Linked DNA regions of Mus musculus: regions 1, 2, 4, 5, 6 and 7 are each linked to region 3. A link is a loop called in an ENCODE intact Hi-C map of the cell type or tissue named here. Cell type or tissue: heart. All regions are shown on one strand.

Region 1 (4,000 bases), 250 kb before region 3:
TAGAGTGACGCCAGATCATCACACTGGGCCTCTCCGCAAGCTCTGTGCCCTTGGGCATACGACAATATACTACAAGGACCCGGGACGGGCCTCATAGATCCATAGGTATTGTACATTGCACAAAACTGTCCCTAGGCAAGCAGTGGCTGAATGGTAGCTCTAATTCCTAGCTTCTTATTGGGTCTAGCACAGCTTCTGTGGCACCTCCCATCTTAAGGAGAGAGTTGAGGTTCTCTGTCTAGACAGTGACTTGGGAGATTCTGAGCAGGGAAGCCTGGTTATGAGTCTATATTTTTCCACCACAGGATGAGGCATCTGGAGAGGACCAGATGTGGGGAACGGGTGCCAGTGCTGATGCCACTAAGCCCAGGTGCCTGACAGTCCCCTGCCCCGTGGCTGGCCTTCTGACACTCTGCTGTAGTAGGGACTCTGCCTTTATGGTCACTGGTATGCCGCCTCAACTCTGTGGCCTAGTGTGGTGGTTTTAATGAGAAGGGGTCCTGTGGGTTAATATATTGGAATACTTGGTCTACAGTTGGCAAAACAGCTTGTGAAGGATTAGGAAATATGCCCTTGCTACAGGGAATGTCACTGGGGACAGGCTCTGAGGTTTCAAAAGCCCACACCACTCCCCATTAGCCCTCTCTACTTCATGACACCAGGCTCCTTACTCCAAGTCCCTCACTGTTAGCTACAAACTCTAGCTTAACTCCATTTTGATTAAGTAAACCGGGTCCTTCAGCACTATGAGTGCCTGGATCAACCGTCAAGGACGCCAGATTCATGTTTCTATCCCTCTCCTATCTCAGAGGGGAGGTGGAGCCCTCTGGCTGGTACGATTTGGGAAATGTCTTACAAGTTCCTCTTTACTTGATTGCAAGCAGCTGTGCTGTCTGAAAAGGAATAATTCCCTTTTAAATTCTGCTGCATCCTTTGGCTTATAACTATCCTAAGGCTGGGGATGTAAGACAATGGTTGGTCACATGCCTGTGAGAGACTCTGGATTCCATACCCAGCACCAACAAAACATACAGAGAGCCTACTGGTGTGTATGCGCGTGTGCACCCCCCACCTCTGTGAGTGTGTGTGTGTGTGTGTGTGTGTGTGTGTGCGTGTGTGTTCCACACCTAGCTCCAACAAAACATACAAAGAGCTTATTAGAGGGGGGTTGGGGGAGGGGAGAGAGAGAGAGAGAGAGAGAGAGAGAGAGAGAGAGAGAGAGAGAGAGAGAACAGACCCTGGGTTCCACATCCAGTAACAAACAAACAAACAGAAAGCCTACTGCTGTGTGTGAAGCAGCCAGAGGTTAGTGTTAGTGTCCTTTTCTCCTGTCCCCCTGCTTCTTTGAGACAAGGTCTCTCACTAAACCCAGAAACCACTGATTGGCCTCATTAACTACCCAGCAAGGGGATCACCCGTCCGCAGCCTCCCAGTGTTCACTGAGGTGAGAGGCATGTGTCACTCCACCCTGGTAAGTGTTGAAAATCCAAACTTGGCTTGAGTGTCAGGCACTTCCCCTAGCCTACTCTTGGAAACTAGCCAGGTAAGTACAAGCTTTCAGACCTCAGAGACCGACCCCCCCCCCCAATTTACTATCTTTTGCTCCCCCAGACATCACTGGGGCATAAATTGTGCTTGGGCCACTAACAGCGGCATGAGAAGAGAGAAAGGCTTTGCAGTTTCAGCAAGGGTTATCAGGGTACGAGACTGTGTTAGTTCTCAATCCATCAGAAACAGAGAGAGCTAGACTGCACACTAGGTGACCTTTAAGGAGACAATAGTTCTGCCCTCCTTCTGACCACATTCGGATTGGTAGGAGCACAGCAGGCATGGCTTAGTGAGCACATTAGAGGGATGGAGGCCCTGGGTGCCAAGCCAAGGCACCCTGGCTGAGACAAACATACTGAAAGTAAATGCAGCTCGCTCAGGCCAAGCTCGCTCAGGCCAGAGTTTTTCTGTGGGAAATCGCATCTCTAAAGGGGGAAAATGAGGGGAAAGGCTCACATGGCTAAATAATGCTGAAGAGCTCTGAAATATGAGGTTCTGCACTTGCTAACCTTGGCTGAGCAACCAGGTTCTCTGGCTCAGCCTCCCCACACTCCTCTGCCTTCCAGCAGGTGGCGCTAGAGATGGGCCCCAATAGATGGTGGCACCAATCATGTCCTAGCATTGGGTACACTGTGCTAATTAATTAACAAGTGTGGAGCCAAAGCTGACAAACTGGCCCTAAGAAACAGGCACCCCAAGGGTTGTATACACCACCAACACACACAAGAGACCTGGTCTAGCTCGGTGAGTGTCATCCAAACTATGGTACATGGAGAGATTACACATCTTTCCTCCTCAAGGGGTCAAAGTGCCAACAGAGTTACCCACGGGGGCTCTAACAAGCCATTCTCACTGGAACTGAGGGTTTGGGTTATCACTGTTCACCAATAGAGTCTCTGTCCCTGGGGAAAAACCTGAGATGACATGAAGAGGAGGTGTCCCCATTGTGGAGCATAATGTCACACCAACTTAGGTACTACAAGGATGCAGGGGAGAGACGCAGTCTCTTTGAGGCTACCTACTTAGAAGTGATAGCTTACCCAACCAACACAGTATTTTTAACTACTGCTGATGCTGAGACAGGCTTCCAGCCCAACTTAGAGGATCTCTCCCTTTGGGGGGGGGTCTCTTTTAAATGACCCATCAGCAGTGGTCAGGGCTCCCTGGGTGCCTGCTGCTCTCTGGGTGAAGGGCGTCCTTACCTGGTTGGCAGCTTCAGGTGGCATGGGAGAGGGTGACTTGGACTGGAAGGCGTCCTGGGATATGAATCCTGAGTCGTGGGAGGACACGCTGGACAGCCTCACGGGGGCCTGCTGGGCCAGGTTAGAGCTGCGGTACCGGTAATGCGAGCTGGGCGAGTGCGAGTGGGAGCCACTGGACCGGGAGTCACTGCTGTTGACGCTGTTCAGGCTGCTGTTGGGAAAAGCACAAGGAAACGTCAGCTCCTTGCCCCGGAGAAGCATACAAACTCAGGACATGTTATCCAAGACCCAATCGGGCTGGTGAGCGAGAGGTTCTTTTAGGCAAACAGCAAGAGAGCTAGGTTTCGGGTCTCTGAGGCTACTACGTGGCAGTCTTAGCATGCAAGAGCCTATACTTTTTACCAAAAAAAAAAAAAAAAAAAAAAGCAATGAGGCCCAACTCTACTGTGCCACCTACCAACAAAACTGGGGAACAAACACTTGAGATATAAAGAAAGAAGTGGGGGCGAACTCTTCTGCCTGCAGCAAGAAACCGCTAAGTCCAAAGCAGGGACATGGTCTCACATCCTTGGGTAGACTACCTGGATCCAGATGACCAGAGGCCACACAGCTAAACAGCACTGGCAGGTACCCTATGCTTAAGATGGATCCCATCCTAAGTGGATTCCATCCACCAAAGTACATCGGCCAATCAACTCGGAGGGGGAGGGGATGGGGGGCGGCGGGGGTAGTGGTGGTGGTGGTGGACGGGACTGAGTGCAAGCGCTATGTATGGTGAGTTGACCACTGGCTCTACTCCTTCGTGGGCATTTCCCTGTTAAACCATGTGTGGCTGGGTGTAGCAGCATGGGCAGCTTTCGGTGAGGAGAGCCAGTCAGTGCTAAGCTGCTTACTTCTACGGTGAACCAATAAGCAGGAAGTAGGGTAATGGCTCTGACCCTGGAGGTGCTCTACCTGCAAGCAAGCAGAGCTAAAACGTGCAGGGCAGTTACAAAACCCCTTGGGGGGATGTAGCCTGGCAAGCCTGGGGAAGCCTCAGGGTTTGCAAACGTGTGTGGCTGTGGCTGGTCGATGCTAAGACGCCTTGCAGGGATCTGTCACACACAGGGATCTGTCACACACAGGGATCTGTCACACACAGGTGAGCACAGCAGGGGGAGCAAACAGCCGTGGGGGGATAAATGCTACGATTTTTAGCCAGAAGATGGCATTTGGGGACCGAAAGGCACTCCAGCCAGCTCCTGTCAGTG
Region 2 (4,000 bases), 150 kb before region 3:
TAATAATTAGAACTCGCTCTATCCAGGCACTGGAAGTCCATTTGTCTACTAGACACAGCGAGGCGCATCTACAGGCGACGGCGAGGAACGGTATCGGTACCGTAGTGTGGAGCAGAAGCCAAGGGGCTTCAACGTTTCCCAGGAGTGGCCATCTGAGGAGGCGTATGCAGAATCACATACACACTGAGGGTGACAAAAATGATTACCAAGGACATTAAACCTAATCTCTAAGAGGGGCAAGGCTAAATGCAGTTTTTAGATTTTTTTTTTTTTTGTAAAGAGTACAATTTTTTTTTTTTACTAAATTAAATTGTTGGAATAAGGAGTACTTCCAAGTTTCTCATACCATCACCATGGAAACAGCTCATATCAGCCATATATTCTTTAAGGCATACAGGTTCCCACATCCAATAAAAGAAAGCAACCACACTTTGGATTCTAAACTGTACTGCAAAAACAACCTGAAACCAAATGTCTTAAAGATACATCACACAGGAGTCTGTTCACAGTGACACACAGGCCGACAGCAGCAGACATCCCCACCTCCCCAGCCCCCAAGCCTGGCTCTGACCCATTACCTCCACTGAGAGCCTCTTCCTGCTTCTCTTCCAACAGTTGCCGTTTCCCCTCCCCTGGAAGCATGAGAATTTCCAGGCCCTCCAATCCCCTCCCCGCCCCCCCAAGAGGGACTCTGGGAGCAGCCTCTTCAAAACCACAGGTTCTTCCCACAGGAAATTATAGACAATCGGGGTCACCCTTCCTGCTGCCCCTTCAGGACCCACCCAGTAATTTAACAGGAAAGTCTAAAAACATGCTCTGAATTCTAGATCCTTGAGAATGTAATCCCACGCTGGGCAGGAGGCTCACAGTGGTCATCCCAGCACCCAGGAGGCAGAAGCAGGAAGACCGGAAGTTCAAGGCCATCCTCAGATGCCTTCAAAGGCACTCAGTCTTGGCTACTTAAGACTGTCTCAAAAAAGAGAAGGCTCAGCAGGTAATTTCGGCTGCTGCCAAAGATGGGACCCACTCGTTAGAAACAAGAGAACCAACTCCTGCAAGCTGGCTTCTGGCCTCCACACACACCACGGCACTTGCACAAAGTAGATAACGCATGTATGACTGACAGTTCCAGACACGGCTGAGGGGGGAAGGAGAGACACCACACGGATGGACAGTCAGTCACATTTTCACAACAGCAAACATCGGTTTGCATGTTAAGCTCCTTTAGAATCCAGGTTCCCCAAGGTTCTACAACAGGTACATCTAAGCTAAGTCATTTTAAAGGCATTTCAAAATTACATGGGTTAGTTAGTACCTTCACCACACAGACAAACCAGGTTAAGGAAGTCTGATGCTTGACGTCACGGTCGTATTTCCATGGGAATGTTTTTGGGATGCGGTTGGCGTCTCAGAAAGGAGGAGAAATGGTACTTCCCCTGGGAAAATGTCCCTGATTCCCTGGCACCAGGTTAATTGCTCACTTTCCGATATTCCCCTGGTGCTGTGAGCTTCGGCTATTACCTTACCACACATACTATTTCTGCACAGGCACTCTTTATTTACACATCTCAGTCTCCCTACTCAACGGTGTGCCTTTTGGGGACAAGGGGGAGGCATATTGGCTCTTGTGGTCCCGTGACAGTCCTGCAACAAAAGGAGCTGGAGTCTCAATCTATAAATATTTAATTAAGTGCCCACCGCCGGTTGTGATGAACCACTGGAGGTATGGGAAGGAGCCTCAGCTTTGCACTAAACACCCAAAGTTAGAGCAGGTTCACAGCTATGCAGGTAACGAGGGAGCCCAGCATGACCAGACAAGGAGCAGGCAGACAGAGTGGTTGTATGGGACTGAGAGGAAGGTGGGCCTACACTATCCACTTTCTTCTGGCACCTCTCACATGTCACGAATATTCCTGGGATTCTCTGAAACCATGAAATCTTTTCAAAAGATTTCACCTTCTGGTCACTGCTTTCATAAGCATATTTTAAATATCAGTTAGGCTCTGGACACTCTGTCTAGTGGGGTATCATCAGGACTCTGTCTCTTGTTCACAGGGTCTGCAGCCTAAGACTGGGGACAGAGAGACAGTTACGGCCCTCGAGATACTGGGCCTATCATAAAAGGATTCCTTGTTTGTGGAGAACCCAGGACAGTAGCCACATCATCATCTCCAGGACTTCCCGTTCCAGGAGGTACCATGGGAGAGCCTAAGGCAACCTGCTGGAGGAGTCACAGCAAGACAAAGGTGCAGCTCGAGGCTCTATACTAAGCGTATCCCTCGAGTTACACCCACAGCAAGCCGCCTCATGAAGGAACAGTGGCTCCCTTCCTTTCTTGTCTAGTCTTCACACACACTTCACTATCTGGGGAACTAGTTACAACTTCTAATGTGTGCAACCCCACGGAGTTAAAAATATATGAAAACTGTGAGTCAGCCAGGCTCTGATAACTCGAGCCGTATCTTCTCGGGAAGCCGCCCGGGGGAGAGAGAGAGCCCACGTGCTGGATCCAGTCAGTGCTGGAAGGCAGCCTCCCATCTGCTCACCACGTGTGTTGGTGGCCATGTCAGCCACTTTCTGAAAGGCGTCCAAGAAGGCAGCTGCTGCTACTACTGTTGTCCTGAAATGCAAACAGATAACAAAAGCGTGAGGAATGTCTCCCTGGCAAATTCATCTCAGCTCTTGGGCTAAAGCCTCCGATCCGCAGCAAGCAGAACCCTCCAGGGACGAGAGCTAGCAGGAGATAGCGTTCTCTCCCTAGCACTCAACCCCAAAGGAGGCCTGGCTGTGGAAGCTACCAAGTGAAACTTTAAGCAAAGAAATAAAAGGGAGGGGTTTCTACCCCAAAGAAGAAAGTATCATTAAAGTATAGACAGCACAGGTGACATCTGCTTGAGAGTAGGAAAGTAATTTATGTGCACGTGAACTGGCAGGGAACCAAATCTTGGAGAGCAGAAAGATCAACATTTCACTGCCAAAAAAAAAAAAAAAAAGGAAAACTGAGGCCACAAGTCAAAAGACATTTTAGAGATCACTGGTTCATACCAGAGTGACTGATGACCTGCCACTGTGACTCAAGGCCCAGCTCAACCCACTGCAGACACAGGGTGCTAGCTAGGTACAGCCTTGCTCCCTAAATCTTCAACCATACAAGACTAAAACCCTGGGTTCTGCTTTGTTCAGGCACAGGATGCTCTTTCAGAGGCATCTTCTCAAGTCCTAAAAGCAACACTGGGGAGAACTAAGGCTAGCTCCTGCCTTGGCAATCTCCTTAATCCTTACCCATGCCCGTAAGCACAACCAGATGGACGCACTAGGCACTCGATGACCTACAACATCACGAACTGAGGAATGACCAGGATCCCAACCATGACAAACCAACAAAAGTCCCCTACCAGGCAAGGACTTCAAACCAAATTCGAAGACTGATATAGTCTTCAAGTGTTTATTACATGTCTCCAGTCTCTACTGAACCTTCCTCCTATGAAGGTAAAGTCACTACAAGAAGAAGCCTCGAGACTAGAGTTCGGAATATAGAAAAAGAAATGGTCTGTCTTAAACACAGCAACAGTGTCTGTGGAACAAGAGGTTTCTAGGAGGTCCTTTAAGCCAAATTTCAAAATCAGGTCTGAGAGTTTCTAACAGATCAAGAATATATTCTGCTTAATTTTAAACAAAAGTTCCTCCCTCTCCCCTCTCTCTTCCTCCCTCCCCCTTCCTGCCTGCCTCCCTCCCTCCCTCCCTCCCTCTCTCTCTCACTCACTCACTCACTCACACACACACACACACACACACACATGCACACATGCACACATTTCATGCATATTTTTAAAGTGTTGACATCAACTGCAAACATTGAAAAAGTTACCTCTATCAAACATCCTGAGACTTATAAATAGCTCATTCTGACTTATGATGAATACCTGACAAGCTGGCTTGATTTATTTACTCTCATTCAATTCAATGCCAATCAACCCTATTTTATGGGCCAGCCGTGGAC
Region 3 (4,000 bases):
GAGGTGCGCTGAGCTCCTGCACAGACCGCACTGTGAATGGGAAGGGCGGTGGCCGCTATTTTCTTTTCCTCCCCTGAGGAGAAAGTCCTTCGTGGATCCGTGACAGTCTGACTAAGCGTGTTCCTTTGAGTAAGAAAGCTCCTCATGTCATCTCAGCACATTCTCTTCCTCTTTTCCGTGGTGGATCAGCACTCCCTTCTGTAGGACATGCGGCAGAGTTACTGTGAGTCAGAAGGAAGGATGGATGACACAGAGGCGGTGGTACTTCTGATCTGGAGTCAGAAGGGCAAGCTTGGTTCGAGAGGTAGCCACCCTGCTACCCAGGAGAACCTGTGATTGCTCCTCCAGTCTCCCCAGCACTCAGCCTTTCCTTCACCTGGGGGCCTCCGGAGCCGGGGTTCCAGGTTGGAGACTCCCTCAGAGACCTCAGGCCAGCCCATCTCCTTGGGCTCCCTGTCTGTTGTGTGAACAAACAGGTTCCACAGCCCACCCAGCAGCCAGGTCTACTCCCACAGGGCAGGGGTTTTATTCCTTTTTCTTTTTCTTTTTCCAGTTCAGATAGCCGAGTTAGATTCTCAAATAAGCCTGAGAAACTCCATAGGAGTTCAAACGAGTAATGAAAACCGTTGGATACAATGAGGCTGCTTGTGTCCCAAAGTCCCCTCCTTCTCCTTCTCCTCCTCCTCCTCCTCCTCCTCCTCCTCCTCTTCCTCAGAGGCCTAGAATTGTCCCTTCTTCCCCTTCCTTTGATTCCCCAGAGGGCAATGCTCACTAACTCGAAGAGCCTGTGTTTGTCTGGGACTGGGCAGTTACACACTTTGGGCTGTTCAGGCCTGGAAGGGGACTCCACTCCACAAAGCAGAATTGAGCTGCTTTCCTCGGGTCTTCGGCTAGAATTATCTGAAGGGATGTTCAAGTCTCTTAGACTATGCTGATGTCAGCAGAAATGAATGGCGCTCCCCTTGGAGGGTGCGGGTGCTGCATTGGGTTCTAGAAACCTGTAAGGAAGCAAAGTTTTCACTGGCGACTCCACAGACAGATGAAGAGGAGAGAGACCCGAAGGAATCACCCCTTGAGTGCAAGCAAGCTGGGACAGACACTCGCAGACGGGGTAAATACAAGGTGTAAAAGGGGGGAAGACAGGGAAGGCCCAGCTAGCGAGGAGATGCGGTGATCACACCTCCATCAGGAGCTTCGCTGTTTTCTTTTCCTTTCTAACAGTTTATAAGCATTTTCACACACAGGATTTCATTTGTGGCTCACAAACATCCAGTGAAGGATGGAAGAGGACAGGCACTTCCCCCTCGCCCCCCTGCCTGGGAGACAGAGGACTCCAGGATGTCTCTGCAGATCCAGCAGCTACTGATGGCAGGAACACGGCTTCAGCCCGTGGGTGTGCCCACTGAGGGTTAAGCCCCGATGAACACGGTCTCTTAATTTTTCACAGCTCTTCAAAACAGACATGATTTTTTTTCCTTCTAAAAACAATTTTGATAAGATATAGCTACCATCAAACTTGCCTCTTGAATCACTTTCAGATGTCTGTGGCATTAAAGCGGCTCTCACTGTTGATGACCACAGCCATAACATTTACACAGTTCCCTTTGTCTAACAACCTGGACCGCCACACCCATGCCATAACTCCCACGCTGCTTCTCCTCACTCCTCACAGCCCCCATCCTGCTCTCTGTCTCAGAGAGGTTGACAGACCTTATGTAGATGGGGTTAGGTTAGTAATGTCTCTCATGCGTGCGTGCCTGTGTGTCTGGTTTCATTCAGTGTGATGTTCTCAAATTCCATCCTCGTTTCGCTCTGTTTTTTGTTCTTTGTATGGTGTATTTGCTTTTGCGCCGGTGTGATAAACTATCCCACATAAACAACACCAGGAAGAGAATTTCAGACGGTAGCCCTCAGCTCCGCTAGATTTGGAAAATGGCAGAACGCAGTGGTGACACGTGACAGAAGCTACTCAGCACATGGCAAACAGGAGGACATGGTGGTGGTGGGGTGGATAGGGATAGAGGGAGAGACAGATATTAATCTAGGATGAGACATAGCCCCCAAACTCAGCTCCTTAATGACTCATTTCTCCCAGCCAGGCACCTCCCAGAACCTTCGAAAACAGTGCCACCAGCTGGCGACTGACTTTCAGCACACTGTCCTTGTTAAGGAACACTTATCCAAACTATAACAAATGGAGGTAAAGGACACTTTGTCCCTCCATGCCTCTGTAGATTGCCACCGGGGAGCTTCGTCTTTGGGCTCTTGTAAGTAATGGTGTCATTATCCCAAGTGTAAATATGTCCTTGGTTAAGGGATATCTTTAAGCTTTTGAAAGCTGGAATTGATCCATGTTCATCAAATAAGTGGGAGAATCAGTTCCTGTAACTTCAAAGACGACCTCCTAACCACTGTGCCATCCTGCTCCTAAAAAGTCGGGGATTGGGGGCTGGAGAGATGGCTATGCGGTTAGGAGCACTGACCGCTTTTCCAAAGATCCTGAGTTCAAATCCAGCAACCACATGGTGGCTTTCAACCATCTGCAATGGGATCTGATGCCCTCTTCTGGTGTGTCTGAAGACAGCTACAGTGTACTTATGTATAATAATAAATTTTTTAAAAAGTCGGGGATCAACCTAATCATAAAAATATTTAGGTTAGGAACTCAGGTCTGCCCCTCACTGACTGTCCCATCTGACAAGTCACTTAACCTCCCTGAGCTGCTAGCTGTGGTTAGGTAGGAGTATGTGGAGCAACAAACTTAATCATAGTGATTGGCACCCAGCAGATGTGGGTGTCATGCCAGCTTCAGTTGTCAGTATACAAGTGGCAGGAAGTGCATAGGAATGGTAACTCAAGAAGCCAGGCTCTCTGAACCTTGGCTAGAACCGACCAGGTAGACAACAGGCCCCCTGGCAAGTGGTGTTCTAGCTGACTTGTGACTTGTATCCGGCACGTCTGTTGTTGTGCCACTGTCTGGGACAGAACAGATGTCACACTCTGTCATGGTCAGGGCTGAGGCTGTCCCAGGCACATAAATGTAAATGACAGCAATGTTTGAATAAAAAGGTACTGTCTGGGGATCAGGAGAAGGGAATCTGTCCAGGGCAGCCACTAAACAGGCTTTTCCCTCCTCTTCTGGCTCTCCATTTTCCTCAATCATAAATTTGATGTCTTATAGATGACTGCCAAGGTCTTTGTGTTCTGGAAGCTTCTAGGCTGTGACCTCCATGTGGGTTAGGAAAAGGGTGGGTTGCTGTAGCCAGCTTGGGATCAAGCCTGGGACTGTTGATTATGCTTTGGGTAACCTTGACCCAGAGGCACTTATCGTGCCAGCCTCAGAGTTTCTCATTCCTGAAAATGGAAGGTGATAACAGAGCCTGTGTCGTGGGACATGTGAGGATTTGTCAGGGTGATGTGTCTGGCAGAATGAAGTGCTCCGTAGAGGATGGTGTTTCTCAGGACAAGGACTCTATCCAGGTCAGGCTGCACCCAGGGTTGTGCACAACCTTGAGAGTGTTCTACGACCAAGCTCCGACCAGTGCCACGTCTGTTTCTTGACTTCTGGATGAAATACGAAGACCAGTAGGGGCCATAGAAGGAGCAAATGTTCCCCTTTCTTTTATTTTCTGCCATCAACGATGAATCTCAGATTTCCACTCTGAGGATGGGACCAATTACAACTATACCGAAAGGTTACATTAAACAAGATAATAATTAGCATATGCTTGTCACATAGTAGGTCAACAAAAGGATATATGTGCAAGTATGGTTCCAATTTTTAAAATTCTGAAACATACCTTTTATACGCATTTGGCCAGAGTGTAAGTTAATGTAATTTTTATAATGTACAATTTAACAGTTGTTATTAAAAAGTACAAGTCCATTGGCCTTTAACCCAGCAACTCCATGCAACTACAGTTTGTACTTGGGGAATTCTCTCTATCTACGGTTATTCATTATTTATAGTACCTGTTATGAACAGCCACCTGTGTCAGGC
Region 4 (4,000 bases), 77 kb after region 3:
TGGCAGAATCACATTCTGGAGCCGGGAAAAATTAAGATCAGAGTCTCAGATGGTTCTCTGCTTGCTTTCACATTGGTTTCCATTCTACAACTGCCCCAAGTTTTGTGTGTGTGTGTGTGTGTTTTAAAGGCTGTGGGTTGCTGTACCAAGTGCTTCCCTAACTAATACCTATTAGAATACAGTCTTTCCCAAGCTTGCTTTGCACAGTGGCATCTTAACTTGCTCATAAAATCCCACTGCCCGCAGAGGGCCCTGCTTGCGGGATCCGAGGGAAGAGAGTGAGAGTGGTGGTAAGTGACGTTAAGGTGGTAATTAGGCAAGGTAATTAGACCCTGTTGAAAGAGCTGAGCTGCAAAGTGCATGGTGATAAAGGGGCTGCCTAGACAACTAAATGGGTGTAATTAGATACAAAAGCGCCCATTCTCTCTTCCTTTCTGCTTCTCAAGACTTTCCGATTCTCAAGTCCAAACCTGCAGGTCCTCCCCTCACCCCCCCCCTGCGCCCCAGAGACCTGGGGAGTGTTCTGTCCCTCAGCTAGCAACCTCCCCCTAGTCTGAGCCTTAGAGTTCCTTATCCTTTTCTCTACCTTATTGCCACACTCCCAAAACAGAGCTGCAAACTCTAAGGATTCTCAGAGCATACGGATTTCAAAATCAGCCAGCCTGGAAGTCAAAAAGCTTATACACTCCTGCGGGGCCGGGAGCTCTTAGTTCCCGACTCTCCTTGGAAATTGATCGGATGCTCCATCGGCTCTGGAAATGGGGCTCCACCCACTGTGGGTTTTGACTCCTGCCCCAGATGATCTTTTCAACACACAAATTGGAACGCATCATTCTTTTGCTCAAACACCCCCCCCCCCGGGGGGCTTCCCAGTGTACACACAGTGGCCCCAGGCTCTTTCCCTGACGTCAGTGTCCTCAGTGATCTGACCTCTTCGGCTGCCTCATTCTCCCTCTCCACGCCATGATGCCGTGAACCTGCTTTGGTCTGACTCCCCTGTTAAGTTTCCAGCCTATCTGCGTCTCCGCACTCCGGACATTTGCACTGGCCAGTCCTGAGGGTCTCAGCTGAAATGTCACCTCCCCACGGAGTCTTCTTGCTTCACCTTTGCCAGCTGTTCTGTCTCCTTGGTGCTTTTGTTTACTTCAGACCACTAAACCACAACCGGAACTACTTATTGTTTGTCTCTTGTTCTCCGCCTCCCAGCAGGCTGCAGACTCGCTTGAGAGTAAATGGTCTTTTTCACTGTTAAAGGGATACATCTGGAGTCCTTCAAACAATGGCAGCTGAAACAGCAGCAACAGCAACAACAACAACACATTACTATTTCTTCTGTACCTATATTGGGCAGCCACGTTAATTTTTCAACGCCTGTCAGTTTGCCTCCGATTTCAGCAATTACCCCCGATCCAGGCCTTCGCATTACTTTCTTGGGTTTATACTTGCTACTTTTTTTTTTTTTTCTATCACAAACACCGGGACCAAAAGTAACTCGGGGGAGAAAGGCTTTATATCACCTTGAGGGGCTATCACCAAGGGAAGGCAGGTGTTAAAGCAAAAACCTGGAGGCGGGAACTGAAGCACGGAGGGGTGCTTACTGGTTTGCTCCCTGTGGTTTACTCAGCTTGCTTTCTTTTTTGTTTTGTGTTTTTGGTTTGTTTGTTTGTTTCCAGACAGGGTTTCTCTGTATAGCCCTGGCTGTCCTGGAACTCACTTTGTAGACCAGGCTGGCCTCGAACTCAGAAAGAAATCCACCTGCCTCTGCCTTCCGAGTGCTGGGATTAAAGGTGTGTGTGCTCCACCACATCAGGCTTCAGCCTGCTTTCTTATGCCACCCGCGACCACAGGATGGCACCACTCACAGTGGAATGGGCCCTCTAAGGCAATCATCAGTAAAATGTTCCGTAGACCTGCCTACAGGGCAATCTGATGTTGGTCATTCCACACCGGGAGTGAGGTTTCTTCTTTCTGGATGACTCCTGCTTCTGTCTAGCCACCCCACAACACACATGGACATGAGTCATTCACTCACTAGTATCTATGAGGAGTCCATAAGCCCAGCTCAGAAGGGCGCTTTCACCAAATCTAACACCAAGTTTCTAACTGAATGGGAAAGCAGGCGAACAACTCAGTAAGGTGGTCCCCCGACACTGTAGTAGAGAACTACTGTATGCCCCAAGGGATGGAGAGGGTAGAGATGGTGATGGCAGAGGTGGAGAGGGTGGGGTGGAGGAGGTGTAGGGGTGAAAAAGTAGAGGATGGAGAGGCTATGGGTGTAGGGGGTAAGAATGGAGAGTGTAGGGTTTGAAAAAGTAAGGATGGATAGTTTAGAAATGGAGAGGATAGGGTAGAGAGGATGCAGATGGAGAGGATGCAGATGGAGAGGATGCAGATGGAGAGGACAGGTGAAGAGGGTAAGGGTGGTTAGGGTGGGGGTGATGAGTGTAGGAATTGAGAAAGTGGGGGTGTCCAGGGTAGGGTTAAAGAAGGTAAGCATGGCATGTAGGGAAAGAGAAGGTGGAAGTGAAGAAAGGTTGGGATGCTAAGGTGGAGAGGGTAGGGGTGGAGAGTGTATTTTTGGAAAGGTCAGGCATCTCCATGCCGCTAAAGGTTCTGGCCAAACTTCCCATAAATGGCTCTCGAGCAACTGTCTCCAGGAGTTCCCAAGTAGATAAGCAGTGTCCGAGGGGAGTCTCAGATGGATGAGGTCGTTCAGATCCACGAGCTAAAGAGCTATGCCGGCGAGTTTGCACTGAGGTACAGCTTGTGAGCCAGGGAGGCGAGGCAGGCATTTCAGAGATGCGTCTGTGGGAACTGAGTCCCTGCTTCATCCGTCTCTAAGGAGCTAAGTGACCTTGTTTCCTCTTCTCTGGCTGGCTGGTAGGTACTTAACGAAAACCAAACTCTCCATACTTTGAAATTTTCCACGAGCATCCAGGCCCTCCACCCACCGCCCCACCCACTCCATATGAGCACCAGTGCACTGGATAGTCACATTTTTCCTAGCAAAGCAAGTGTTCTGAAAAAAAATTGCAATTAGTGGGAAATCTTGGCTCTGATATGGTCATAACTTTGAAAGGAACTGAGACTATAAATAGGAAATCATAGGTTAGCACCATGTCTTATATTATTAATCATCACGCCCAGGTCAGACTACACACCCCAAGGTGATGTTACCGTCAGGCCAGAGACCCTTTGTTCCATTTTTTTCTAATAGTGTCTACCACTTTCTAATTGTAAGACATCCGTCTGCAGCAGTGCTTTTCAAGATTCCTAATGCTGCGGCCCTCCAATTCAGTTCCTCAGGTTGTGATGTCCCCAACCATAAAATTACTGTCTGCTACTTAATTAATTTTGCTACTGTAATGAACCACAATCGCATACTATATGAATCATAGTATCTGTGTTTTCTGATGGTCTTCAGTGACCCCCGCTGAAGGATCTTTTGACCCCCCCAGGGGTCCGGGTCCACAGGTTGAGAACTTCTGATCTACAGCATGGCAGGCACTCTGCCTCTGGCCTGATACACAGACACCCTCCGAGGTTACTGTATCCACGCCAACAGACAGAACGATGCATTGTGAGAGAGATGAGGCTTAGATGAGTGCAAGAGTTTTACCTGAGGGGCTGGAAATATTCTGAATCAGTAACGTGCTTGCCACCCACGCGTGAGGACCTGGCTCTGGATGCTTAGCACTTACCGAATCCAGGCCCAGCGATGCACCGCGTGTGCACTGCCACATGGAAGTGGAGTCAGGGGATCCTTGGAACTTACTGGCTGGCCAATCAAGGGGCTCCAGAGTTAGTGAGAGACCCTATCTCAAAAATTACAGTGAAGAGCCAGTTGAGAAAGACACCTGACACTGACCTCTGACCCCCCACATGCACACAGCCACGTGTGCACACACTCATAAGCATACACATCATCTCAAATACACATGCACAGAGAGACACATGGACACACACATAAGCATACACACAGACACACAAACACATGGAC
Region 5 (4,000 bases), 230 kb before region 3:
AGTACTGGAGCCATCCCTAGCACACAGCAGCTGACTGAACAGCAGGGGAAAGAATGGGTTGTAAGGGCTTAAACACTACTGGGAGACTGGTGCTGTAAAGGGGAGCATGCCACATCACCGCGTCCCTAACCTAACCCTCTGGGACAGGGCAGGGGATGCTCGTCACCTGGAGAACTGCCTCAGCTTGGCCTCGATGCTCCGGTGCCGCATGCACATTCTGGTGAGAGCTGAGCCGATCTCCCGGGTACCACCTGGCAAAGCAAAGGAGGCCCAGATCAGCAGGAGTCCCAAACCAAGCACACTCACGTGACGCCACCAACCTAAGATGCTGCCTTCAGAACTTCCCATTGCACATGTGTGCATATGCAAACACACGAGTCCAAGACCAAGCACACTCACGTGACGTCGCCAACCTGAGATGCTGCCTTCAGAACTTCCCATTGCACATGTGTGCATATGCAAACACACGATGTCACGTGGTGTGTGTACTACAGTCCTATGTAATGTTTCCTATTCTGAGAGTCCCCGTTCATTTTGTACTTTTGGTTGTGAGTCAGAAATCAAGGCCAGTGACCTGAATTCAACACATGGTGGAGGAAAAGGACTCCTGGAGATTTTGTCTAACGCACACATGCACGCACACACTCACAATTATTGTTCATGAAAGATGACCAAAAATCCCTGACCCCATCCCACCCCATCTGCCCAAACGACCCTCAAAGCTGTTTTGGAAGAGCTAAGGACCACTGTGGTTCATTATTTCAGGGTCCGTGCAATTCTAGGGTAATATAAAGTCATGGTATATTTTCTCATTGGACACTGGTGACCTAGATCTTAGAGTTCCACACGTGTGGGAGGGAGCTAAGGCATGTTTTGATTTTCCCAAGATTCTCTGCATGCCTTCCCTTCGGGCGCACCGCACCCTTCCCCAGATTAGTTTTTAAGGCCTTCTGTCCCTCCCCACTTCTGGAAAAATTCTTGAATCAGAATCTATTGGGATGTGTGGAGAATGGATTGTAACCTCAGATCAGAATTGCATAAGGACCCTGGAAGGCACAGTCAATGATGTTAGGAAAACACACATGCAAAGCTTGTGAAACTGGGTAAGTGTCAAATAAAACACTATTCTCTGGGCAGCAAGAGAAAGCCACAGGAACTTAAGACACAATTAACCAAATCACCAGGGAGGGGAAACCACTCTTATGAAAATCCATGACATTATATGTGTACACCCATGACATGACACATGCTACATGTTGTTCTATCTTCTCTACAGAAATGTTTGTCTGTTGGTTCAGCCCCCCTCGGTTTCCATTTTATTCTGCAAGCTCTGAGCTCATGACAAGCAAATGACGGTAAAGTAGTGACTACTAAGTAGTAATAGTTCGGCTGAGCACGGCGGCACAAGTCATTCACTCAAAGAGCCCGGGAGGCAGAGGCAAGGGGTTCAAAGCCACCACAGCCACTGTGAGTTCAAAGCCAGCTGGGGCTAACCAAATCTGAATGAATGAATGAATGAATGAATGGGTAGCATTTCCACTTTGGAGGCAGAGGGCAGCAGATCCTGTGAGCTGCAGGCCAGCCTGGTCTACACAGCAAGCTCTGGACTTGCCAGGAAGACATAGTGAGACACTGTTCACACACACACACACACACACACACACACACGAGGCTACATTTTCAGGGAGCTCACCCAGTCCATTCAGTCAACAACATGTAGGTCTGGGCCCACACAGAGTCAGTAGCAGGACCCCCATCCAATACTCAGACTTGAGTACTGAAAATTACCTCCAGATTTTCCCAGAAGAATAAAAGTTACACTTCCCTGCTAACCGTTGCTGTAAAAGCTGCAGCAAAAAACCCAAATGTGAACCCAAGGCTGGTCTGACATCTAACTAGTGCCTTGGGTTGCTGAGGATGGAGGCCGGTCAGGAAAGTGCTTGCCTAGCATGTTATGACACATTTGGGCGCCATGAAACGACCATAGTAGCACACACCTATACTCCTCACACTCAAGAGATAGATGCTAGAGAGTCAAAAATTCAGTCTTCTTCAACTATATAGCAAGTTCAAGTCCAGTGTCAGATACATTCAACCCGTCACCCATCCCCACTCCACCCTACCGCACCCCCGGGGAAAAAAAAAAAACAGACAAAAATACAAACAAACAAACAAAACCACCTGGCATTCTACAAAGTGTTTGTGCCTTCCCAGGGATTACCACGAGAGGGCGCTATTCTCACATACTCCAGCTGTCTTCCTATCTGCCTGTTTTTAGCGTGTTTTTTTTTTTTTTTTTTTTATTCCTTGTGAACAAAGGTGAGGAATGAGGACCGCTTTATCCCCCAGGAAAAGATCTCTTTTCCCTGCTCCTTCATTTGATTAAAAGTTAATAACGTGACTACACAGGATATTGGCCCGCTTATTCCCCGCTGCAAGGAAGGCAGACTAAGGCTTTCCTGGGGGGAAATCAGCAGCTATCAAGAAAGGCCCTAAAAATAGCATCCTCTCCTGGACCCAGCAACTCATATACTAAGAACTTAATCTGAGGAAATAATGAAGAAAAACGGCGAATCCTTACCTGGGAGGACAATGATGGAAATGTTTACCACCTCACAAATCCCATTATAATCATCTAGTTAAATGAACCGTGGGGCACAGACACCCAACCGAATAGGATACAGCTATTTAAAAATAGAATTATGTGTCACTTGGGTGCTGCTTAGAGCGTCTAAGTACTTTTCACATATTAAATCAGTCAGTCCTCACAATATTCTCAGTTGTGTTGACAACACTGCGGTGCCCATTTCGGAGACGGGAGAAGTAAGTACTTTAAACAACCTGCCCAAGGTTACAGGATTAGTTAATGCCACTGAAGCAGGAGGAATCGTCCGGGTATGTGCATTCAGCTGTAGTCAGCTATGTGATACTTCAGATAGTCGACAACTAAAAAGACGGCAGGGCCCAGAGGACGCCCGAAGTCCTCATCTAACAGCTACTGTAGGGGGTGGTGTTTGTTCAGCCGGCTCTGAGAGTTTGGTTCTTGAGTCTAGAAGTCTACGAGGTGCTAAATGGGAGTGCAGAGAGCCAGGTGGTGTGACTCTCTTCCTCAGGGCCAACCGCCACTGCCACTTCCGTGTCCTTGAGGAGAGATGAGGGGTTGGAAAGGACCGTGCTGACAGCCAGGCCCTGCGCTCCATTTTTCCATCTTTTCTGTCCTACTATTTCAGTGCCTAACAGAAGCAATCAAGCTATGGGCCGATTCCATGCAGTTTCTGAACGTAACGCCTGTGCCCACCACTGTGCCTCAGCACAGGGAGCCACAGAGAGGCCAGGAAATGAAAAGACATTAAGAAAACTTCCTACCAGCAGTATCTGTGTAACTGGCACAGGGGCAGGAGGCAGAGGACATTCCCTATGGACCCCATAACCCAGTGTTGCTGATACTGGCATGTGTGGGTCACCCTAAAAACAGACCTTTCTGTTAAGTGCTTAGCAACAGCTGATGCTTTCCTGACCTCAGCAGGTTTGAATTGGAGGAAACTGGCTGGAGCTACAGAGTCAGAGGAGACATCTGGAAGAGGGCCAACCTGACAATGGGAGGATTTATGGCATTACACATGGCTGGTTTAGACACCTGGCCACCCTGCAAGGGTGGACAAGACCTTACTTCTTGAATGAGGGAATATTTGTTATTTGGAGGCTGGACCAACAATTCATTTGGGTTGTTTGTTTGTTTGTTTGCTTTATTCCTTAGGGATACGTGTGTGAACACAAGAGACTTGCATCTTTCTCAATTTGTTTTCTGTATTATTTTTTTTTAATTTTTTGACATAAGGTCTTTCACTGAACCAGGAGGCTGACCAATGAGCTCCTTATCCTTAGAGGGGATTAAAAGCAGTGCCACCACACCCACAACAGACCAAGGCACACACTCACACATACGAACTTAAACTCAAATTCTCTCTCTCTCTCTCTCTCTCTCTCTCTCTCTCTCTCT
Region 6 (4,000 bases), 87 kb after region 3:
ATGGTTTTAGAGCTTTATTGTAGAAAGGCAGGGGGAAAGAGAGAAGGTAGAAAGAGGGAGAGACCGGCCATGGCCAAGAGGAGAGAAGGGGGAAAAGGAGAGAGAGAGAAGAAAGGCTAGAGAGTACAAAAGAGAGAGGAAGAGAGTGAGGAGGGGCTAAATAGCCCCTCTTATAGTGGGCTGTTATCTTGCTGTTGCTAGGTAACTGGGAGGAGTCTAGACTGAAGGTCAGAAGCTTGGGACGTTGTGTACATGACTGAAAGCCATGAGCCTCTCCTGTGGGGGCTGTGGGGACAGTAACTTTGACAGGAGCCAGGGTCCAGGAGACATGAGGGAACACCTACTGTCCCATGTAGGTGGGAATTACCATCCATCATGTTCTACCGGGGTTCCACCTCCCAACTCGACTGGAGACCAAGCTGTCTGTGCATAGCCCATTGCCCCACACACTCAAGGGAGGCTCCTTTCTCTGTGATAATTCCAACTTGTGTCAAGTTGGTATTACAAGACCAGCCAGTAAAGTGATTGGAGGCAAACAGCCAGCTCATCTTGCCAATCCAACAGAGAGAATGAGTGACCCAGGAAAACACGCTGGGCTCTAGATACTGACTTGTGATCTTCACACAGGTTCATATTCACAGCAAGTATATCCTCACACATATGCATAGCACACATGTACTCAGACAGACAGACAGACACACACACACAACTAATCTAAGATGCAATGTCAGATAGTAGGTGGCTGGAGTGTAATTTTTAGGCAAGATAGTAATGAAAGGAAAATGGAGCCAACGGTTCCTCCCTCTCAGAGTTATGTTTAAAAATGTAAAGTTCTTCACCTTCAGCCAAAGCCTTGTCCACCCCAGACCCACTTCCTGCACTATCTCCCCTAGGAAGAACCCTTTGACTGAGCTCCAAGCCCTCAACATGCCGGAGGACTTCAGGCAATATGTTTTCCAAGGATGCCATTAGTATCTTGTAGCCAAATCTGACTTTTGAACAGCAGAAACTAAATATCACCCAAATCTGTCCCTTTGTGGTCACCTCTCTGTGATAAGTTAGGCATGGTATATCTCAGGTGAAGTGAGGCCAAATGCGAACTTTATAAACACATGGAAACTTGAATGGGCCTCAGAGCCTTGCTGTTGATAAGCCTGGACTATGTCTCATAAAGACTGTTGGAATAGGGTGGGTATCCTTTTCTTAAGACTCGTCCAGATTGCACAGTGAGGAACCCTGGCCAGACTCTAGGCACCATTGGTGCTGGTCATTTCTGAAACATGCAAAAGCAACTATATTGCACTTCTGAGGGGTATTCCTATTTCTGTTCCTTTCTTAGTTTTCTAGTGCTACTGTGACAAAACGCCACAGGAGGGGGCCAGGTTAGTGGTGCATGCCTTTATTTTTTTTTCTTTCCAATTTTTTTATTAGGTATTTACTTCATTTATGTTTCAAATGCTATCCCGAAAAAATAGTCTTGCTCCTCCCACATCCTCCACCATAACCTGGGTGTGAAGTGAGGTTAACCTGGGTGTGACATGAGGTTGGGGCTGACCAAGGCAAATGGACTCCTAGGAGGTGAGGTCAATTTTGTGAGTGGTTGATTATAAGGGGAAAGGACACTCTCAGTGCCCACCTCTCCCAGGTCTGTGTATAAAGACCTGACTTTGTGTAGAGACCTGTATGGTACCAAGAGTTAGAATTTTCCTGCACATCATCAGGACTGTCCAGTCTTGGTCTTTTGACATCTGGCAGGAGATTGGCATGTAGTGGATGGGTGCTAGGTTGAGAACATTTGAGACTAATAAATTTATTAGAAAATTTAACCTTCTCCTCTGCCCTCTAAACCTCTCTCTCCCCTCCCTCCCTCCTTCTCTCCTTTCGCCCCTCTCATTCTTGCACACGTTTTTTCTCTCCCAATACATATAATACACACTTCACATAATTACATAATTGTAGTTATATAATGTGACTCACATTAGAGAGTATCTGTGGCCATAATCCTCTATTACTTCCAGGTTTGTCTGAGTTACATAGCATTTACACAATATTGCTTTTGTTTTTTTCTAGTGTTTGTAGACCATGAGATTAAGCAGTCAGCTTGCTCTGCAACACTGCTTTCATTTTGTTGCCATCTTACAAACAGCTGCCTCTGGAGCCACCTGCTGACACAGTGTAGAATCCTTTGCAGCTAAGATCACTAAGCAAAGCGGCTCTCCAAGCAAACAGGAGAGAAGCTCAAGATTAGACTCTGCTCCATGGACTTCCCACAGCCAAGCAGTTAAATCATCCTGAAAATCTCACTGGTCATGTGAATACTCGGATCCAGTAAATGGGGTAGCCATGTGAGGTCCTCTAAAACTCAGGGACCTTTGATTGAAACTACTGTTGACGTGGTTTTGAGCAAGGAATAAATACTGATCATGGCTTGCCACCATCTATATCTGCCATATCTTATACCCAACATGTAAATGCTGGTATTTATTCCACATGCAACAAATAAGGAATATAGATTCGGAATCTGTCTCAATTCTCCCATAACAGAATACTAGCAATACATCAAATTTGCCATAGTCCACTTTGCCCACTTAGTGATTTGTTTCAAGAACTTTCCACCTGGGGACAGAACTTTTTCACATGAATGTCTGAAGAGTTTTCTGTAGAAGCTGAATTGCTATAGCAAAGGGGGAAAAAAGTTGGGATTTTGGTAAGAAAATGTGTTTTGTTCCTTCCCGCACTGTGGGCCCCCCCCCCCCGCCCCGCCCAAGGTCTGGCCAAAACTGCATGTGGTTGTGCTTTTCAAATCTCTGTTTATCTGAGGATAGAAATTGTCCCAGAGTTTCAGCATTATTTGCAGAACAATAGAGAATAGAGAATAATTCTCTGTTCGTGCTTTTTTATTAAATTGTTCTCCTAGTTGTATTCCAGACACTAGTTTAAACCCCTTGTCTGTGTTTTGTTTCTAAGCCAGCTAGTGGTTTGCTCTTTAACCTTATTCATACTCTGGCTATTTTTCCTATGCTAGAAAACAATTTTTTTATTTGTAGTGCTTTAGTCCCTTTAGAAAGCTCTGACTCAATATATATTTCCTTCCTTCCTTCCTTCCTCTTTCTTTCTTTCTTTCTTTCTTTCTTTCTTTCTTTCTTTCTTTCTTCCTTTCTTCCTCTCTAAGACAGTATCTTGGTGACCTTGATGACTTCAAACTCATAATCCTCCTGCCTCTACCTCCTGAATATTTGGATGGCAGACCTGCCTTATCTGGCATCAATGGGAGAGGAGGCTCTTGGTCGTATGGAGGCTCGATGCCCCAGTGTAGGATTGAAGGTGTCATGCAAAGGATTTGAGGTTTGGCATTATGAAGCAAGCCTATGAGAGGCTATTGGTGAAGCCCAGTTGCAGCAGAAGACCCTAGCATAGTGGAGATGCCAGTATAATGGGATGATCACTAAGAACAGCAGCAGTAGTGGAGTGGATCAACCTGAGCTTAGAGTGCTACAGAGGGCAGAGCTGGAGAAGTGAAGCAAGCCCTTTGGAGGAGCTCAGAAGATCATGTGTGGATCCCAAACACTGAAACAAGAAGCTGTAACATTGAAGTTACATTGAAGATGCCAGAGTCGTGGGCTATCTGCTGAGGAAAGCTGCTAACGGAGTGGAACCAGCCTGGGAGAAAGAAGTTGGTTGCAGTCAACAAAAATGGAAAAAAAGAGTTGGAGATCTGAAGACCGCTTTGACATCAGACGTGGAGATGCAGAGTTTGGAGTTGCCCAGCTGGTTTCCTATCTTTTGCTTTGGGGATTAAGTGATTGGATGAATCTCAGACAGGACCTTGAACTTTGGGCTTTTAACAGTTGAGACTGCTATAGACTATAGGGGCTTTGTAAGTTAGAATCAATGTATTTTTATTATGCTATGTTTAGGTATGAGCCCCAAAGACTCATGTTTGAACAAGCCAGGGAGTGGAATGTGATGGTTTGTATATGCTCTGCCCAGGGACTTTCAC
Region 7 (4,000 bases), 72 kb before region 3:
CCAGCGAGGCTAGACACACAGAAGAGCATTAGGCACAGATCCATGGTGGCCTCTTGTTCCCCACACTGCCTTATTATTGCTCCTGGCCCTTTGTCCAAGTCATGGGTGGGTCAAGCTCAAAGCCTCAGACCTTCTCTGCATGCCTTTGATTCCTGAGTCCAGACCCATTAAATTCTTGCTGCCTGGGACCTTATTTATGCAAACTCTATTCTCTGCTAGGCAGATTAAGTCAAGACACGGCTTTGCATTTCTCTAATGCTTTTGAACTGTCTCTACCCAGATTTTCCTTTGGCGGCTCCCAGCAAGAGTACAGCGGAATTGATGCTTTGTTTCCTATTGCCGGAGTGATAGAAAAACCTGCTGGTGTATCTCTTTTCCTGACTTTATAGTTTTAATGCAAAAAGGAATCACTTAAAATGTCTTTTATCTATTACATTTGTACTCTGAGGGCACAAAATCATAGCCATGAAGTCCTCAAAAATGACTTTTCTATTTTGCAGGTTACATGTGCAGAGGCTCAGATGGGACACTCGTAATTGAAAGGTGACACAGTCTTGGCATCCCAACTGCAGGATATTACTGTTTATAGAACTTAAGATGATGCATATTGATGTTCAAAGCAAGCCCAGCATCTCTCTCCTTATTTATTATATTAAAATATTTCTCTTTGAATTAAACAATCGCATTTTCAACAAGTGCTATGATGAAAGAACACTCTTAAGGAATTTAAAGACTATGATCGAGTTAGATACACATCAGGTCTTTCCTCGGTAACTTTAATTCTGTCTATCATCATTGTCTTCTCTTACAACCACAAAAATCATAAATAGTTGTGATGAAGGGCTGTCCACGCCTTGTACAAGCTCGTTTGTTCTTCCCCCAGAGACTCTGAGGTAAGTTCTATAAATAGCTTCCTTCAAAGACACAGGATTCAAAGTTTTGACAGGCAGCAAATGGCCATTCCAGAATCCCGCAGTTGGAGAATGGAAAATTCAAGTCTCAAAGCCCCAACCCTCACTTCCTGGTTTCTTTGTACCTCCTTGATTAGTTTATTACAGAAAACATGTGCCTTTCTTTATAGATTTATTCATGTGTATAAGTGTTTTGCCTGCCACATATGTATGTGCGACACACGTGTGCTTGGTACCTATCGAGGTCAGAAGAGAGTATTGATCTCCAAGAGCAGAGTTACGGGGTTTGTGAGCCACAATGTGTGTGATGGGGACTGAACTTGGGTCCTTGGCAAGTGCAACAAGTTCCCCTAACCACTGAGCTATCTGTCCAGCTCCACATACATTCACCTACTGAATTTAGGTCAAGAGTGAATTCACAATGATTTGCCTTTGATCTCATCCAAACTCAATGCATATTTATTATGTATTGACCTCATTTGGACCCAATGCATATTTATTAACTATTGACCTCATCCCAACCCAATGCATATTTATTAAATATTGACTGTGTGTGAAGTACTAAGACGTAGTAGTGTATAAGATGTAAGTAATGCAGAAACAAGACTCCTGTTTGGATTTTCCTTCTTTGTGTATTTGTGAGTGTGTGTGTGTGTGTGTGTGTGTGTGTGTGTGTGTGTGTGTAGGGGTGCAGGTGTACACAGGAGTGCATGTGAGTGGCAGTCAGAGACCCAGCTTGTTTTTTTAAGATAAAGTCAGTATACACTGGTTTAGAACTCACCAATTAGGCCTAGGGCTCACTGGTCCCAGCCTCTCCAGTGCTGTGAGTTCTAGCATGTGCCTCTATGTCTGGCATTTTTACGTTCTGGAACTTTAGCTCAAGGTCTCATGCTTCTAAGGCGAATGCTTTACTAACTAAGCTATCGCCCCAGTTTCTAGTTAGGACTTCGTACTCTAGAAATAGTATTGAATATAGTAACAGTTATAGAAATAGAGCATTGGCTACACACTATAATATAAGACATAATAAGATGAGAAAGAAACACTTTTTGACATTCTACTGTGTCAGGAACTGTGGACACATTATGTGGTTTATTTAGTTTACTGTCGTGTGTGTGTGTGTGTGTGTGTGTGTGTGTGTGTGTGTGTGTGTTAGAAGATGTTGTAGAACAGCAGTTATCAACCTGTAGGTCATGACCCCTTTGGAGGTTGCATATCAGATATACTGCATATAAGATATTTACATTATGATTTTTAACAGTAGCAAAATTACAGCTATAAATAGCAACAAAATAACTTTGTGCTTGGGGGTCACTAGAACATGAAAAACTCTATTAAAAGGTCACAGCATTGGGAAGGTTGAGAATCGTTGGTGTAGAGGGTCTGCTGCCTTAATTTCATGTCCACAGTGCATGTGTGAGAAAGGGGAAGGCTGCTGTGTTACTGAGGATTTCCAGGGAAACAGAACCAATAGGGTACATGTAATTAGAGACTTATGAGAGTGCCTCACATGTAGGAGAAGCCCCATGATCTGTCACCTTCAGCTAGAAGCACTTGAAAGCTATGACGTAGCTTCAGTCTAAGCCTTCAGGCTGAGACACAGAGAACACATCGTTAAGTTCCAGTCTAGCACATGGGATGCAGAGGCAGGAGGATCTCTGTGAGTTTGAGGTCAGCCTGGTCAACACATAGAATTCTAGGACAGTCAGGACTTCGTCGAGTGACAAAAAACAAACAGAAATAAGTTCCAGACTGAGCTCACTGACCAGAAAACCAGGGCCACTGGAGTTGGCAGGCAGCAAAAGATAGATTACTCAGTGCATATAGAGATGAAATCTACTCTCTGCCACCTCTTTGTTCTAAACCCTCAGTAGAATGAATGGTGCCTACCCACTGTGGTGGAGGGAGATCTTTACCAGTGTATGGATGCAAATGGGCATCTTAGCCAGGTGTGTTGTACAGCCCCATAATTCCACCCTTCAGGAAATGGAGGCAAGGAGTTCAGGAGTTGAAGACCAACCTCAGCTACTCATTGAGTTCAAAGCTAGTACTGGCTACACTCCCTGTTTCAACAAAGAAGCAGAGCTTGTCTAGAAACACCCTCACAGACACATCTACAAATAGTCTTTCAGCATCCATCTGGGCATCCCTCAGACCAGTCAAGCTGATAACTAAAATTACCCATCACGCCCATAGACCATGGTTTGATCCTTAGCCCTTAATGTCTGCTTTGGGAACAAATACATGTTTAAGTATTTTTTCATATTGCTTTGAGTTCTGTGATTGTGTGTATAACTGTGTGTGGGTATGTGCATTTGTTAATAGAGCCTCAAAGGAGCCAGAGGCATTAGAGTTCTCTGGAGCTGGGGTTCTGTGCAGCTGTGATCTACCCAACAGAGCTTAGAAGCAACTGAACTCAGTCTCCAAACAGTGACATACTTAAAGTTTAGGGGTTGAGAAAAAGCATGGCTGGATGGAGAGCTGGCATCTGGTGTAGTCGAAAGTGGGAAGAGGAATGTGGAGATGACGTAGAGATGGGTATTTCAGGGGCCAAGATGTGGCTGAGCTGTGTGCTTGCCTTGCAGGCCCAAGCTTCAGTCACCAGCACAAGAAAAAAAAAAAAAAACATGTTTGGGGCTAGAGCATGTTTAGATGGCTTAGCACTTCAGAGCACTTGCTCCTCTTCCAGAGGACAAGAGGCCAGTTGCTCAGAACCTACATCCAGCATATATATACACACACACTCACACACTCATACATACACACACATACACACACACACTCACACTCACACACACACACACACTCACACATACACACACTCACACACACACATATACACACACAGACACACACACTCACACACACACACACTCTTTTTATATATATATATATATATATATATAGTCATATATATATTCCTAAATAAAAATAGTAGCTTAAGGCGGGGGTCACAGGGGCGGGGCCTTTAGTGGGGTCACGGGGGCGGGGCCTTTAGTGGTGGGATTGCGACAGGGTGGGCTTCCGTGACTGATGGGAGACAGTGCTGATGTGGGGTTGTGGGGCCAGCATGTGCCGGGGCAAGCTCT

What was found. Hi-C counts contacts between places; a loop is a spot of excess contacts. Peaks named below come from ENCODE experiments on the same cell type or tissue, not always from the same donor. Only the 100,000 strongest peaks of a DNase experiment are listed, where the experiment ranks them.
Region 1: it touches region 3 in a loop (4-fold over the local background); 5 of 42 quality-filtered maps call a loop at or near these places.
Region 2: a loop joins it to region 3, with 4 times the contacts of the local background. A loop is called at or near these places in 5 of 42 quality-filtered maps.
Region 4: it touches region 3 in a loop (2.7-fold over the local background); 10 of 42 quality-filtered maps call a loop at or near these places.
Region 5: it touches region 3 in a loop (5-fold over the local background); 22 of 42 quality-filtered maps call a loop at or near these places.
Region 6: a loop joins it to region 3, with 4 times the contacts of the local background. A loop is called at or near these places in 10 of 42 quality-filtered maps.
Region 7: a loop joins it to region 3, with 2.1 times the contacts of the local background. A loop is called at or near these places in 5 of 42 quality-filtered maps.

The regions. Positions count from the first base shown.
Region 1 is chr15:58,948,720-58,952,719 of GRCm38, forward strand. Mtss1 (MTSS I-BAR domain containing 1) reads right to left here. Exons shown (of 15, transcript NM_144800.2): 11 at 2,751-2,961. Among named protein-coding and RNA genes, the nearest start is that of Ndufb9, 17 kb to the left of the region's middle. In heart, a CTCF peak has its summit at 2,117 (motif pointing right); a DNase peak (open chromatin) is centred at 2,140.
Region 2 is chr15:59,052,472-59,056,471 of GRCm38, forward strand. Mtss1 (MTSS I-BAR domain containing 1) reads right to left here. Exons shown (of 15, transcript NM_144800.2): 3 at 2,547-2,620. Among named protein-coding and RNA genes, the nearest start is that of Mtss1, 28 kb to the right of the region's middle. In heart, a CTCF peak has its summit at 2,471; DNase peaks (open chromatin) are centred at 680 and 2,580; H3K27ac peaks cover 3,619 bases.
Region 3 is chr15:59,202,356-59,206,355 of GRCm38, forward strand. No RefSeq gene overlaps it. Among named protein-coding and RNA genes, the nearest start is that of Gm36617, 42 kb to the right of the region's middle. In heart, a CTCF peak has its summit at 2,148 (motif pointing left); DNase peaks (open chromatin) are centred at 156, 2,136, 2,936 and 3,316; H3K27ac peaks cover 3,469 bases.
Region 4 is chr15:59,279,145-59,283,144 of GRCm38, forward strand. The region is part of intron 2 of Gm36617 (a long non-coding RNA gene); the gene reads left to right. Among named protein-coding and RNA genes, the nearest start is that of Sqle, 34 kb to the right of the region's middle. In heart, a CTCF peak has its summit at 1,843 (motif pointing right); no DNase peak of the experiment used is centred here; H3K4me3 peaks cover 1,145 bases; H3K27ac peaks cover 800 bases.
Region 5 is chr15:58,972,310-58,976,309 of GRCm38, forward strand. Mtss1 (MTSS I-BAR domain containing 1) reads right to left here. Exons shown (of 15, transcript NM_144800.2): 4 at 167-251. Among named protein-coding and RNA genes, the nearest start is that of Gm41330, 20 kb to the right of the region's middle. In heart, CTCF peaks have their summits at 2,217 (motif pointing right) and 3,016; DNase peaks (open chromatin) are centred at 3,162 and 3,572; H3K27ac peaks cover 907 bases.
Region 6 is chr15:59,289,511-59,293,510 of GRCm38, forward strand. It overlaps Gm36617 (a long non-coding RNA gene), which reads left to right. Exons shown (of 4, transcript XR_875370.3): 4 at 2,071-2,441. Among named protein-coding and RNA genes, the nearest start is that of Sqle, 24 kb to the right of the region's middle. In heart, a CTCF peak has its summit at 2,164 (motif pointing left); a DNase peak (open chromatin) is centred at 2,171; H3K27ac peaks cover 537 bases.
Region 7 is chr15:59,130,218-59,134,217 of GRCm38, forward strand. No RefSeq gene overlaps it. Among named protein-coding and RNA genes, the nearest start is that of Mtss1, 50 kb to the left of the region's middle. In heart, no CTCF peak of the experiment used is centred here; no DNase peak of the experiment used is centred here; H3K27ac peaks cover 1,425 bases.